Regions from separate parts of the Homo sapiens genome. Here regions 1 and 2 are each linked to region 3. A link is a contact called in ENCODE Hi-C or POLR2A ChIA-PET data. All regions are on one chromosome and are shown on one strand. Each heading gives the region's core, a stretch centred on a gene start or an enhancer-like site at or near the end of the contact. The rest is flanking DNA. Distances are from core to core; before and after follow the strand shown. Region 1 has its middle 22 kb from the start of MIR4425. Region 2 holds the start of SRRM1 (serine and arginine repetitive matrix 1). Region 3 has its middle 71 kb from the start of MIR6731.

The links. A loop is a pair of places that touch in the nucleus more often than their neighbours do. ChIA-PET counts read pairs that join two places held with the same protein, here RNA polymerase II (POLR2A). Pooled maps may share reads with other maps.
Region 1: a loop to region 3 is called in a pooled map, with 4 times the contacts of the local background. The contact joins two enhancer-like sites. A Hi-C loop is called at or near these places in 4 of 50 pooled maps. POLR2A ChIA-PET finds 5 or more read pairs at or near these places in 3 of 52 experiments (B cell, OCI-LY7 and activated CD8-positive, alpha-beta memory T cell).
Region 2: a loop to region 3 is called in a map of endothelial cell of umbilical vein, with 5 times the contacts of the local background. The contact joins the promoter of SRRM1 here to the enhancer-like site in region 3. A Hi-C loop is called at or near these places in 3 of 168 maps with a recorded cell type or tissue (IMR-90, MCF 10A and endothelial cell of umbilical vein), 2 of 37 single-sample maps with no recorded cell type and 17 of 50 pooled maps. POLR2A ChIA-PET finds 5 or more read pairs at or near these places in 6 of 52 experiments (AG04450, GM12878, HCT116 and 3 more).

The regions. Positions count from the first base shown.
Region 1 is chr1:24,999,856-25,003,713 of GRCh38, forward strand. No RefSeq gene overlaps it. Among named protein-coding and RNA genes, the nearest start is that of MIR4425, 22 kb to the right of the region's middle. RefSeq lists an enhancer at 1,297-1,436. Within about 2 kb of position 1,401, at least 2 of the 41 ENCODE cell types and tissues checked have a DNase peak (open chromatin) inside an H3K27ac peak, as active enhancers do.
Region 2 is chr1:24,641,990-24,645,789 of GRCh38, forward strand. SRRM1 (serine and arginine repetitive matrix 1) reads left to right here and starts at 1,313. Exons shown (of 17, transcript NM_005839.4): 1 at 1,313-1,358. The coding sequence starts at 1,338. RefSeq lists an enhancer at 885-984 and silencers at 1,055-1,374, 1,635-1,694.
Region 3 is chr1:24,846,323-24,850,118 of GRCh38, forward strand. No RefSeq gene overlaps it. Among named protein-coding and RNA genes, the nearest start is that of MIR6731, 71 kb to the right of the region's middle. RefSeq lists an enhancer at 1,127-1,851 and silencers at 1,966-2,165, 2,256-2,475. Within about 2 kb of position 1,814, at least 22 of the 41 ENCODE cell types and tissues checked have a DNase peak (open chromatin) inside an H3K27ac peak, as active enhancers do.

The sequences.
Region 1 (3,858 bases), core at 151-2,650, 150 kb after region 3:
ACTTAGCTACCAGGTGTTTTGAGGGTTAAGAGTCTTCTTCCCAGGTTGTTTAATTTATTCTCCAGGAATTCTGTGATTCCCTGTTCATGCCCCAACTAGACTGAAAGCTCCCTGAGGGCAGGGGCTGTGGCGGGTGCATGTCTGTGCCCCAATGCCCAGCCCAGGGCCTGGTGTGGAGAATAGAAGAGCAAATGTCCACTGAAGAAAGTGAACCTGTGAGCCCTTGCCAGGGGCCAGGCTGCACCCTCTGAGAGTCCTGGACACACTGTCTTCCCTGCCTGTCACCCCCACTGCATGATACCTGGCTCGGTGTTGGTGCAGAGACCCGAAGGAGGCCTGGTCTTGCATCCTTGAGAAACATCAGGATCAAAATCAATAATGTGGCAAGAGGTTTGCTGTACACTGAGGGCCAAAGCTGATTACAACACAGTATGCAGGCGTGAGCATATGGGAAATTATATTCATATGAAGGACATGTTGGTATTTTTTTTTTTTTTTTTGAGATGGAGTCTCACTCTGTCGCCCAGGCTGGAGGCTGGAGTGCAGTGACATGATCTCGGCTCACTGCAACCTCCGCCTCCCAGGTTCAAGTGATTCTCCTGCCTCAGCCTCCGGAGTAGCTGGTACTACAGGTGCGTGCCACCACGCCCAGCTAATTTTTGTATTTTTAGTAGAGTGGGGTTTTCGCCATGTTGGCCAGCTGGTCTTGAACTCTTGACCTCAAGTGATCCACCCACCTTGGCCTCCCAAAGTGCTGGGATTACAGGCATGAGCCACCGTGCCTGGCCGGAGAAGTTTTCTTGACTAGAAATGCACTTTGGCTCTCGAGGGCAGAGGGGACAGCCTGTCATTGTCCTCTACCACTTCCTTGCTGTGTAATGTTGAGCAAGTTTCTTAATTTCTCTGGGCCTCAGTTTCCATGTAAATGGCAGTATAACCATACCTCCTTCCCAGGGCTTTCGGGGAGGATCTGGTGAAAAGATGCTGCAGGGAGACTACGTGGTCAGTGGTCAGCGGGTGTCAGCCACTCCAGTCATGAACACTCCAGGAGACGCTCAGTCCGCGTGAATTCCTCTCCCTTTCCTTTTTCATCCTGCCTCTTGTTCCTCCCTCCAGGTCCCTCATCCCAGGCCCTCCCCAGTGATAGAGAGCCTCCAGAGACCCAGCTTGGAGCACTTGTGGTCCCTGGAACAGGCCAGGGCCTGTGGGCTTGTCCTTGGGCACCTGGAAGACATCACACCATGGCCTCACTACCATCTGCCTGGGCTCCCCCAAGCCGCCCCTCCTGTGCCCTCTGCTCTGGCTACTGCCAGCCATGCCCCCAGGAGACAAGCTTGGGCTGGGCAGGGCTGGATGTATTTACTCTTTGCCGAGGCTGGTTTCTCTGTTGCTGACGTGAAGGCCTGCTGGGTGCCCATGTTTCCTGCCTGGGTTTTCCCTGGCCGGTGCTGGGTTGCCATGTCTTCCAGCCACCCAACCCGGGGCCCCTCCACCTTGGCCACAAGCTCTCCCGCTACGTACCCTCCCTGGCCACCGGAAATCAGACTCAGAAGCCTCCAGGGGCCCTCGGGTTCTCCCTCAGCAGGAAGTTGGCACCCAAGGGCAACTGGCCTGGGCCAGGTCGTTCTTTGGTCCAACTAGGAAGGCCGCAGACTACACACTGGTCAGCTGTTCCGGAACACAGGGAGCCACTGCCTTGCAGCCCCGGGTCTACAAAGAGGTGCTTTCTGCCTCAGGCGCTTCTGACCATTGTTAGAGACCAGCATCCTGGATTGGGCTGGGGAGTTGGGGCTGGGGGCGGTGACCCATCTTAAAGACCCGTTTTAAACTCCTGCCTGTTGGCTTGATGACTCAGGAAGAAACAGCCACACCCCACAACCTTGGGCTCTGGGGCCACTCTGTGGTGAACTGTCTTCCCAAAGATGTTTTTTCCAAATTTTAATCATTCCAGTAACAACTTAATGGCTTTTCTTACCCTAAATTCATATTGTGCATATACACGTATTATATGAGTTATGTTATAATATAGTAACATACATTATATTATATATTATAATAGAACATATATATAAAGGAAAACATATATATTATATTAAATATAATATATGTTATAATATATTTAATATATATGTTATGTATTATAATATATATTATAATTATATATAAATATATATAACATATATGTTATATATTTAATATAATATATTTAATATACTATATTATAACATATATGTTATATACTCATTATAACATATGTTATATACTCATTATAACATATATGTTATATACTCATTATAACATATATGTTATATACGTTACTCATTATAACATATATGTTATATACGTTACTCATTATAACATATATGTTATATACGTTACTCTATGTAACATATATGTTATATACGTTGCTCTATGTAACATATATGTTATATACGTTGCTCTATGTAACATATATGTTATATACGTTGCTCTATGTAACATATATGTTATATACGTTGCTCTATGTAACATATATGTTATATACGTTGCTCTATGTAACATATATGTTATATACGTTGCTCTATGTAACATATATGTTATATACGTTGCTCTATGTAACATATATGTTATATACGTTGCTCTATGTAACATATATGTTATATACGTTGCTCTATGTAACACATGGTATGTGTTATAACATATCGTATAACATATAATATACTATATATTATATATTATATATTTTATATTGTCATATATGATAATAACATATATTATATAATATGTTATATTATATATTATGTTATATTCATGTTAATTCACATCATGAATATTATATATTATAATATATTTATATATGTTATAGTATATATTATATATTATAACATCTATATTAATTAATTCATTCTTTCTACTTAAATAAATTTATCCTCATCCTAAAAAACCTTATTTGTCAAATCATAGTTTGGATTCCCTAGAGATGTTTTTCTCCTAAAGCATATTAGATAACCATGAAAATAGCAAATTCTGGTTGGTGAACCATCTATAATGGTGTCCTTGAAGAGTGATTCGAAGGGTTATTCGTATGAAGGTTCCCTGAGTCCATCTCTTCTCAGGCCTCTGAGATGTCACAGCCCAGTCCCTTCTGAGCCACCCCCAGCTACAAGAACACTGAAAGCTACTCCGTGTCATGAAGGTTGATGGGCTCTGCTCTGCTCAGCCTTTATGGGTACCCAGAGGAGACACTGAGTCCAGCTTGGCTTGGCTCAGGAGGCAGGACTGATGATAACAACCCCATATATTGGCACAGCACTTTACAGTTTGCAGAGCCCATTGTCACATCCTAGGCTTGCCACGACCAGCCTAAGACCACGTGACCGAAAAGAATGGAGCTGACATTGATGGACAACGTCTCAGAATGTTATCGCTGGAAGGGCCTAGTGGTTATTTGGTCTTGTGCTTTCTGAAGCTGGTCTATGGGGTGCTTTGGGGCAGCTGCTGATGGGCACCGACCCACAGGGTGAGAGTGGAGTGCCCTTTTCCATTCTTGCTTATGTCTTTGATTAGCATCAGGGCAGAAGTTCCAGCTGGAGAGTCCTTGTACTCTTGGACTTGCTAACCTCCCACCTAAACAGAGCCTCCCAGGCAGGGCCTTCAATGGATGATGGTGTCTAGCTGGGGGCTCATAATGGCTGTGGTCAGCACCCCCTCCTCACTGCTGCTGGTGTACACAGCATGTATAATTCCTGTCCCTTGAGTGTGGGCAGAACCCATGAACCTCACTTTGAGTCAGTCACAAGGGAGTTTATTCTGGCTGGCCTGACCTCATCAGAGGAAAATTTTAAAGGTGAAATGTCAGGAGGTGTGCTCTGCCAGCCT
Region 2 (3,800 bases), core at 63-2,562, 200 kb before region 3:
GACGCCGGCTTTCCCTCCGAGAAAGGGAAGCGAGAAGGGCGAGAAGCGCTTGCGAAAAAGCTGGCAGAGTGGGGCCGGGCGCGGTGGCTCAGGCCTGAAGTCCCTGCACTTTGGGAGGCCAGGAGTTCGAGACCAGCAACAGAGCGAGACCCCCATCTCTGCTTTATTAGATAAAAATAACTTTTTTTTTTGAGACAGTCTCGCTCTGTCACCCAGGCTGGAGTGCAGTGGCGTGATCTCGGCTCACTGCAAGCTCCACCTCCCGGGTTAATGCCATTCTCCTGCCTCAGCCTCCCGAGTAGCTGGGACTACAGACGCCCGCCACCACGCCCAGCTAATTTTTTGTATTTTTAGTAGAGACGGGGTTTCACCGTGTTAGCCAGGATGGTCTCGATCTCCTGACCTCGTGATCCGCCCGCCTCGGCCTCCCAAAGTGCTGGGATTACAGGCGTGAGCCACCGCGCCCGGCCAATAATTTTCAAAATAAGAAAATCTAGCAGTGCGCATCCAACCCAAGGCCCTCGCAGCCAGAGCAGAGGCACCAGGGCGGCCAGGCGAGGCGCTGCGAGGAAGCTGGTGCTTCTCGGAGTCCGAGACCCGGGCTGGGGAGAGCCCGAGGCAGAGCCCGAGGACCACGGCTCTCTGGCGGGCGTCCTGCCCAGCGGCGTGATTACCGGGCCGCCGAAACCGAAACCCATCTACTGGACACTTCCAGCTTCCTCCAAAGGCTGAGCAAGCTGAGCTACAAGGCAGATTTCATGTCTGCTGCCAGGCTCGACCGCTTTACAGACAATCCTCTCTCGTCTGGTAAACGCGTAAAACCTACACAATCACAACTTTCACAACGAGAGGGAAGCCGCAGGCCTCTCGTCGGCGCACGGGCCGCCTCGCCCGCGTCACTCTGAGGTAACAGCCTTTCTCTTCAATCGCTTCATGGAACTCCAGGACGCCAAGCCTCTTCCACTACGGGTCGAAGGATGGGTCACGTCACATTGCGCGAACAAGGATGGTCACGCGCCACAAAAGGACTTGCAGGGCGGGGCGACTCGACGGCCTTCCCTTTTGCTCCCATTGGCTGCGGTCGTCAGGTTCGCCTCCTCCACTACCTACCGGGGAGTTTAGGGCCTGACAGAAGCCCGCCCCCGCTGGCGCTCGTGCGCACGCGTGGCGGGCTCTCGGCGCACTGAGCAGGCGCGGCCTCGTGTCGGCCGGAGGGGGCGGGCGCAACGACGCGCGCTGCGTCCCGGCGCTCGGCTTTCCCTCCGCCGGTCCCGCCCTCCGTCGCGGCGGCGCGGTGTACCCTGGGATAGGGAGCGATCTCCGAGCGAGGCGGCAAGATGGACGCGGGATTTTTCCGCGTAAGTAGAAGCGCCGGGCGCCGGGGTGAGGCCAGGGACTTCTCGGTAAGGCCTGGTAGGAGACCTTAGCTTGGCACAGGGTGGCCAGCGAGGGGAGCTTCGGAGATCTTAAGGATTCCTCCTAGAGCCGGCGCACCCCCCCCCCCCCCGTGCGCTGCGGCGGAGACCGGTGCGCCCCTGCGCAGTCTCCTCCTCCGGAATGGTCCCCCCTACGCGGCGGCGACGGTGGCCGGAAAATGGCGGCGGGAATGGGCCGGGATGGTACCTCGCTGCCCGCCTGCCTGGCGGGGCCTGCAGGCCGAGCGCCGTGCGTGCCGCCGGGTCCTGGGGCCTAGCGGAGCCGGAGGAGGAAGTCCCGAGTGGGAGGCCAAAGGAAAGCCCTAAGGTCACTGGTGGCGGCAGGGCAGGGAGAATATGGTTTGGGGGTACATCTTGGGAGAGCACCTTAGGGGAGGGAGAACAGGAAGAAGCATTCAGCGGCTTTTTTTGAAAAAGCGCCCTCCCCGCCCCCCAACGTCCTCCCTCCAGGTCCTAAGCCTTCGTGGAGGCGCCAGGTCAGGGTTCGCGGGAGCTCCCGCCCAATTTGATATCCCTTCAGGGAGGGGGACGTAGATAACTTGTTGGGACAATGTGAATTTAAGGTTCTGTGAGGGTAGAGGGTGCAACGAAAACTATGCGCGGGTATGGAGGCAGGTTGTGGAGTGATTCAATTCCTTCCCGCCCTCCACATCCCTCACCACCCGCCACCATCGTGTTTTACTCTTGGAGTCCGCTGGTGAAAGGTAACTCTTACCTAGGCTCTGCCAGCGTCGTCTGCCCATCGCCTGCAGGCAGGGAAGTTACTCCGTCGTAGTTGGTTCTCGGGGCCCACACTTTATCAGGCTCGTGCTGGAGCCTGTGTGTCCCATAGTCCCCTCCTGTAGGAAATTAGTACTAGATCAAGATCTAGAAGGGACACAGGACTAGAGTTGAGCACCATTGGTCTCTCAGGGCTTGCAAACTGTTAATGCAGAATGAAGTCGTATAGAAACTAGTTGATCTAAGCCAATATATCCGTTTTCTGAAATACACGTTAGCTCTTCTCTTTAGAGCATGTAATTTGCAGTTTGTGTGTTTTCAAAGGAAAAATTGGAAGGGAGGAGGGCCAGAACTTTAGTAAAAATATCTTTGGACACTCCGAATTGGACATTGAAATCCTTCTTTAATTGGCTTTAAATATGCCAACGAGTTTTTCGTCATGTTAGAATGTTATCCCCCAAGTATTTTACCTAAGAACAACCAGCTGTTCTTAGGCAAACAGTAAGATACTTATTTTGGAATGATAGTTTCAGATTAGCGTATCGAATTTGCAAACTGCTTATGAACTGTCCATTTTGTAATTTCCATCAAAGTGTTTTGTAGTAAATATTCAATATTTTCTGCAGTGCAAGTAGTATTTTGAAACAAGTGAAAGCCTTTTCTGACTTTTGTCAAAATATTTTCTGTGGAAAGGAGTCCAAATAAATAAAAGAGTAAGGTGATTGATGAGCAAATTTTAACATGAAGTTTGCTTGTGGTATTGGTAAAGGTCTGGGAGAGGGGCGAGTTTTTAGTACACAGCCTACAATTGCTTAAATACAAGAGTTAACTGGATTTAAGATCCAAGTTAAAATATTTTAGGGTCATTATCTAGTACCCTGCCAACCAGATGAACTATTTCAGGTAGTATAGAAGTTATATCTTCCATTCAATGAACTTCTTCCACATGCCAGATACTTTACATATGTTATTTCTGGTATGTACACAGCAACCCTGCAGAGTAGGTTTCTATACCTCTATTTTAGCAGGGAAGGAACTATCCTCAGAGAGGCTGGGTAACTTGGTTTACGATCTTACGGCTAAGTAGTGGCACAGTTTTTACCTTCTCAAACAAAATTTTTTTTGATCGCTTTCCAGGGGACTGTGGCCAACTCAGTGAACCAATCAGTACATTTCAGATGGCACAGCCAGTTATTTCCGTGTTTAATTGGGCCAGTAGGAATGACAAAATGAAAAGAATAATTAGTGATCACTCGATGATCTAAGGTAGTATTTGTAAGCTTTCATTTTTCCAGGTTCTTTGCTGAAATTGAGTTTATTTAGGTAACCCTGTCTTCTTCACTCATTCCAAGTTCCTAAAAGTTGTAGAAGACTAACAGCACAGTCCTGGGATGTTCTTTTTTCCTTTCACCCTGTTTGTATGCATTGCCACAGTAGTTTTGCAAGCATGCAACTGGCTTTCAAAAAAGAATGAAATTTCAAATACTTCAATGTGTTCTCATTTAAACAGAAAAGCCCTACGTATCTATTAGCATAGGAAAAGGTGTGAAAGGATACAAATCAAATCTAACATTGGATATGAGGAGGTGTTGGCTTTATGCTGTATACTGTTGTTTTAGGTTTGACTTATGATGAACATATACT
Region 3 (3,796 bases), core at 564-3,063:
AAGATGTGCCTATCATACAAAGTAGGTTTTGAGGCAAGAAGTGTTACTGGAGATGAAAAAGGATGTTTTACAATATAGGACATTGATAATCATGAACATTCACTATGAAAATGTTAACAGTCCTGCATTTCTGTGTATCTAATAACACCTTTAAATAAAAATTGACTCAAAGAGAAATGTCTGCAATTATGAGGTCAAATTCATCCTCATAATTGGAGATTCTTAACATAGCTCTCAGTAACTGATAGAACAAGGAGGAAAACACGTGCGTGTGCACATACGTACACACATAGGAATAGCAGAAGAGAGAATAACACAACCACTTGACCTAATGGATGCATATGGCATGCTATATCCAACAACTGCAGAATGTACATTCTTTTCAGGTATATGTGGAACTTTTAGTGAAACAGACCCTATGCCGAGCCATAAAACAAGCCTCAACAAATTTCAAAGGAATGAAATACAAAATACGTTTTCTGACCACAGTGGAATTAAACTAGAAGTCAATAGTTGAAAGATACCAAGAAAATCCCCAGAATAAGGAACTACTTACAGTAGCCTACAACCCATGATGAATTTTTTTTTTTTTTTGACAGAGTCTCACTCTACTGCCCAAGCTGGAGTGCAGTGGCATGATCTTGGCTCACTGCAGCCTCTGCCTCCCAGGTCCAAGTGATTTTCCTGCCTCAGCCTCCTTAGTTGCTGGGATTACAGGCGCCCTCCACCATGCCCGGCTAATTTTTGTATTTTTACAAATACAAAAATTGTAACCTGTTGGCCAGGTTGGTCTCGAACTCCTGACCTCAAGTGATCCACCTGCCTTGGCCTCCCACAGTGCTGGGATTACAGGCGTGAGCCACCACATCCTGCCTGAAAATCTAAAGTTTTAAATTTAACACACATATTTATTATACACCAGGAACTGTTCTAAACACTTTACGTATATTAACTTAGTCTCTTTAACAATCCTATGAGATAGAGACTATTATTCCCATTTTATGGGTGAGGAAACTGAGGCATGTGGAGGTTAAGAAACTTGCTCAAGAGCCTGGGAAACATAGCAGGACCCTGTCTCTACAAAAAAAAAAAAATTAAGGTTGTGAGAGCCTCTGGTCCTAGCTACATGGGTGGCTGGGGCAGGAGGATCGCTTGAGCCCAGGAGTTCGAGGTTGCAGTGAACTATGATTGTGCCATTGCACTCCAGCCTGGGCAACAGAGCAAGATCCTGTCTCTAAATAAGAAAAGAAACTTGCTCAAAATCCCACAGCTAGTAAATGACAGTCAAAGCTAGGCAATATAGCAATATGCAGATAGTGCTCAGCAATCTTTAAAAGTGTGTCTGTTTTCCTCCTTAAAAGAGTGGACTTGGCTCCCTGGCCCCTGACAACTAAGGTAGTTGGTTGCCAGGTAAGCAGAGGTCCAGCTGGAACATATAGATTCTTTAAAAAAATAAATAAATAAAAATAGAGACAGGATTCTAGCTCTGTTGCCCAGGCTGGTGTCAAGCCCCTGGCCTCAAGCAATCCTCCTGTCGTAGCCTCCGAAACTGTTGGGATTTCAGGCGTGAGCCACCGCGCCCGGCCAAGAGCACGTTTGGTTGGTTTGTCCTGAGGGGCAGGTCTCTCGCACCAAGCAGGAGGTAGAGGTCTCGGGCCCAGAGGGGCCCTGCATCCCCCACCTCCTGCTGCGAGAGGCATCAGCCGGCCTTGTCCCTAAAGCCCCTGCTCGCTTTCCTGTCACCACTCGGGTGCGGTTCCGAAGTGGCCAGCAGGGGCCGCGGTTCCCCTCCTTTCGGCGCCACTTCTGCAAGCAGGGCTGGGACAGCTGCAGGACCTCGTCAGTTTGGGGAGCTGCCAGACCCGATCAGCAGCGTTGTCGGCTTCCTTCCTCTTTATCAGATCTGTCAGGGCTGCTGCGCGCTGCGAAGGCGCCTCCGGCCTCCTTCCCTCCTTCCTGTGTCGAACGGACGCTCCCCGGCGCCGCTGCGAACCGACACCTCCGCGCCTCCCCCGGCGGGGCAGGGCAGGGACCCGCTCACACCCTAGGTGGGGTGGGGTGGGAAGTGCCAGCGGTCTGGGTGTGACGGAGCCAGCCAATGTCCACGCGAGGTCAGGTCGCACGTGGGCCTCGACGCTGGCACTTCTGCATGTCCCTGGTTCTCGGCCGGCCACCGGCAGCTAGAGGAAGCGCTTCGCCCGCGAACCACAGGGCTGGGCGGCGGTTGGGTCGCGGCAGGGCGAGGGCTCCGCTGCGGTTGGCCCCGAGCGGCGTCCTTCCCCCGGGGGCCCCCGATCACTGCCTGGGGACTCGAGAGCGTCCCCGCCGCCGCGCCAGGCGCCAGTTCCCTGCTTCTGAGAGCGCGCACGGGAGCCCGAGCGAGCCCTCCTGGACGCCCGGCACAGGCCGGAGCGCCGACCGCGGGAGGGGCCACCTGGGCACTAGGAAAAGGGGCCACGGTTCCAGGCGGGGCGGTCCCCGCTCTGCTGACTCGGACGGGCCTCACTTCCCCGCCAGAAGAAGCGGCACCCATCCACGGGGAGGGACGGCCTCGGGACATCCTTTGGGGAAGCCAGTGACACATTTCTGATCCAATTTCTTATAAGAAATAGATAAACCTCAGTTTCTTCCTGTGCTTCCTTTCTCTAATTTCCTCAGTCAGATAATAATTGTCATTAAACTCGATGTACCAGTTATTGTGCTAAAGTTTTTAAAATGTTTCAAGTCTCTTCATATTCTCAAGTCTATTAGAGGAGGGACTATTCTTGTCCCCATTGTTTTATATAAAGAAACTTAAACCTAGAGAGGTTAAATAATTTGCCCAAGATCACACCAGGAACTGATAGAGGTCATCTGGCTCCAGAGCTTAACATCGCACTGGGTTGGTTGCTGTCACCTCCCCTGTGCAGGGTTTAAGGAGACTCGAGGAGGCTGATTTTTTTTCCTCTTCTCCTCTTCTCTCTTCTCTTCTCCCCTCTTCCCCCCTCTTTTCCCCTCCCCCCTCCCTCCCTCCTTCCCTCCTTTCTCTCTCTCTTTCTCTTTTATTTTTTATTTTCTTTTCATAGGCTTTCACTCCCATTGCCCAGACTGGACTGCAGTGGTGCAATCTTGGCTCACTGTGACCTTCAGGGAAGCTGATTTCTTAGCCCAGCTGTGGAACTGTCCAGAGCTCCCCAGCTACCCAAGTGTATTCCTCCTCTCCGCCTCCTCCTCTTCTCCTCCTCCTCCTCCTCCTCCTCCTCCTCCTTCTCTCTCTCTCTCTTTAATTTTTTAAGAAACAGTGTCAAGCAATCCTCCTGCCTCAGCCTCCTGAGTAGCTGGCACTACAGGCACGTGCCACCCCAAGTGGCCTTTTCCAGCAGGAAGTTTAGGAGCCTAATGAGCGCAATGCAAGCAGAACCAAATGGTTCCAATACCACGCACCAAGTGCATTGGCACCACATTTCTGGGTAAAAGGGTCCTGCTTGGCAGGGGGGACTTTGAGGGGTCAGGGAGGGCAAAAGGGGCCTCTCCCCTTCCTTGGCTCAGAGATGTTCACGCAACTCCCTGCCGTCTGCAGAGGTCACTGTAAGCCAGCAGACTCATTCTCACGTGGCTGAATGGAGGTTTTCCAATCAAGGAAGGGGCAAGAGAAGAAAAGCCCAGGGCCCTCTCCATTCCCTTCCTTCGTAGACATGCTTTTAAAAAATGATTTAAAGGCTGGACACGGAGGCTCATGACTGTAGTCTCAGCTGCTTGGGAGGCTGAAGTGGGAGGATCGCTTGAGCTCAAGAGGTCAAGGCTGGAGTGAACTAGG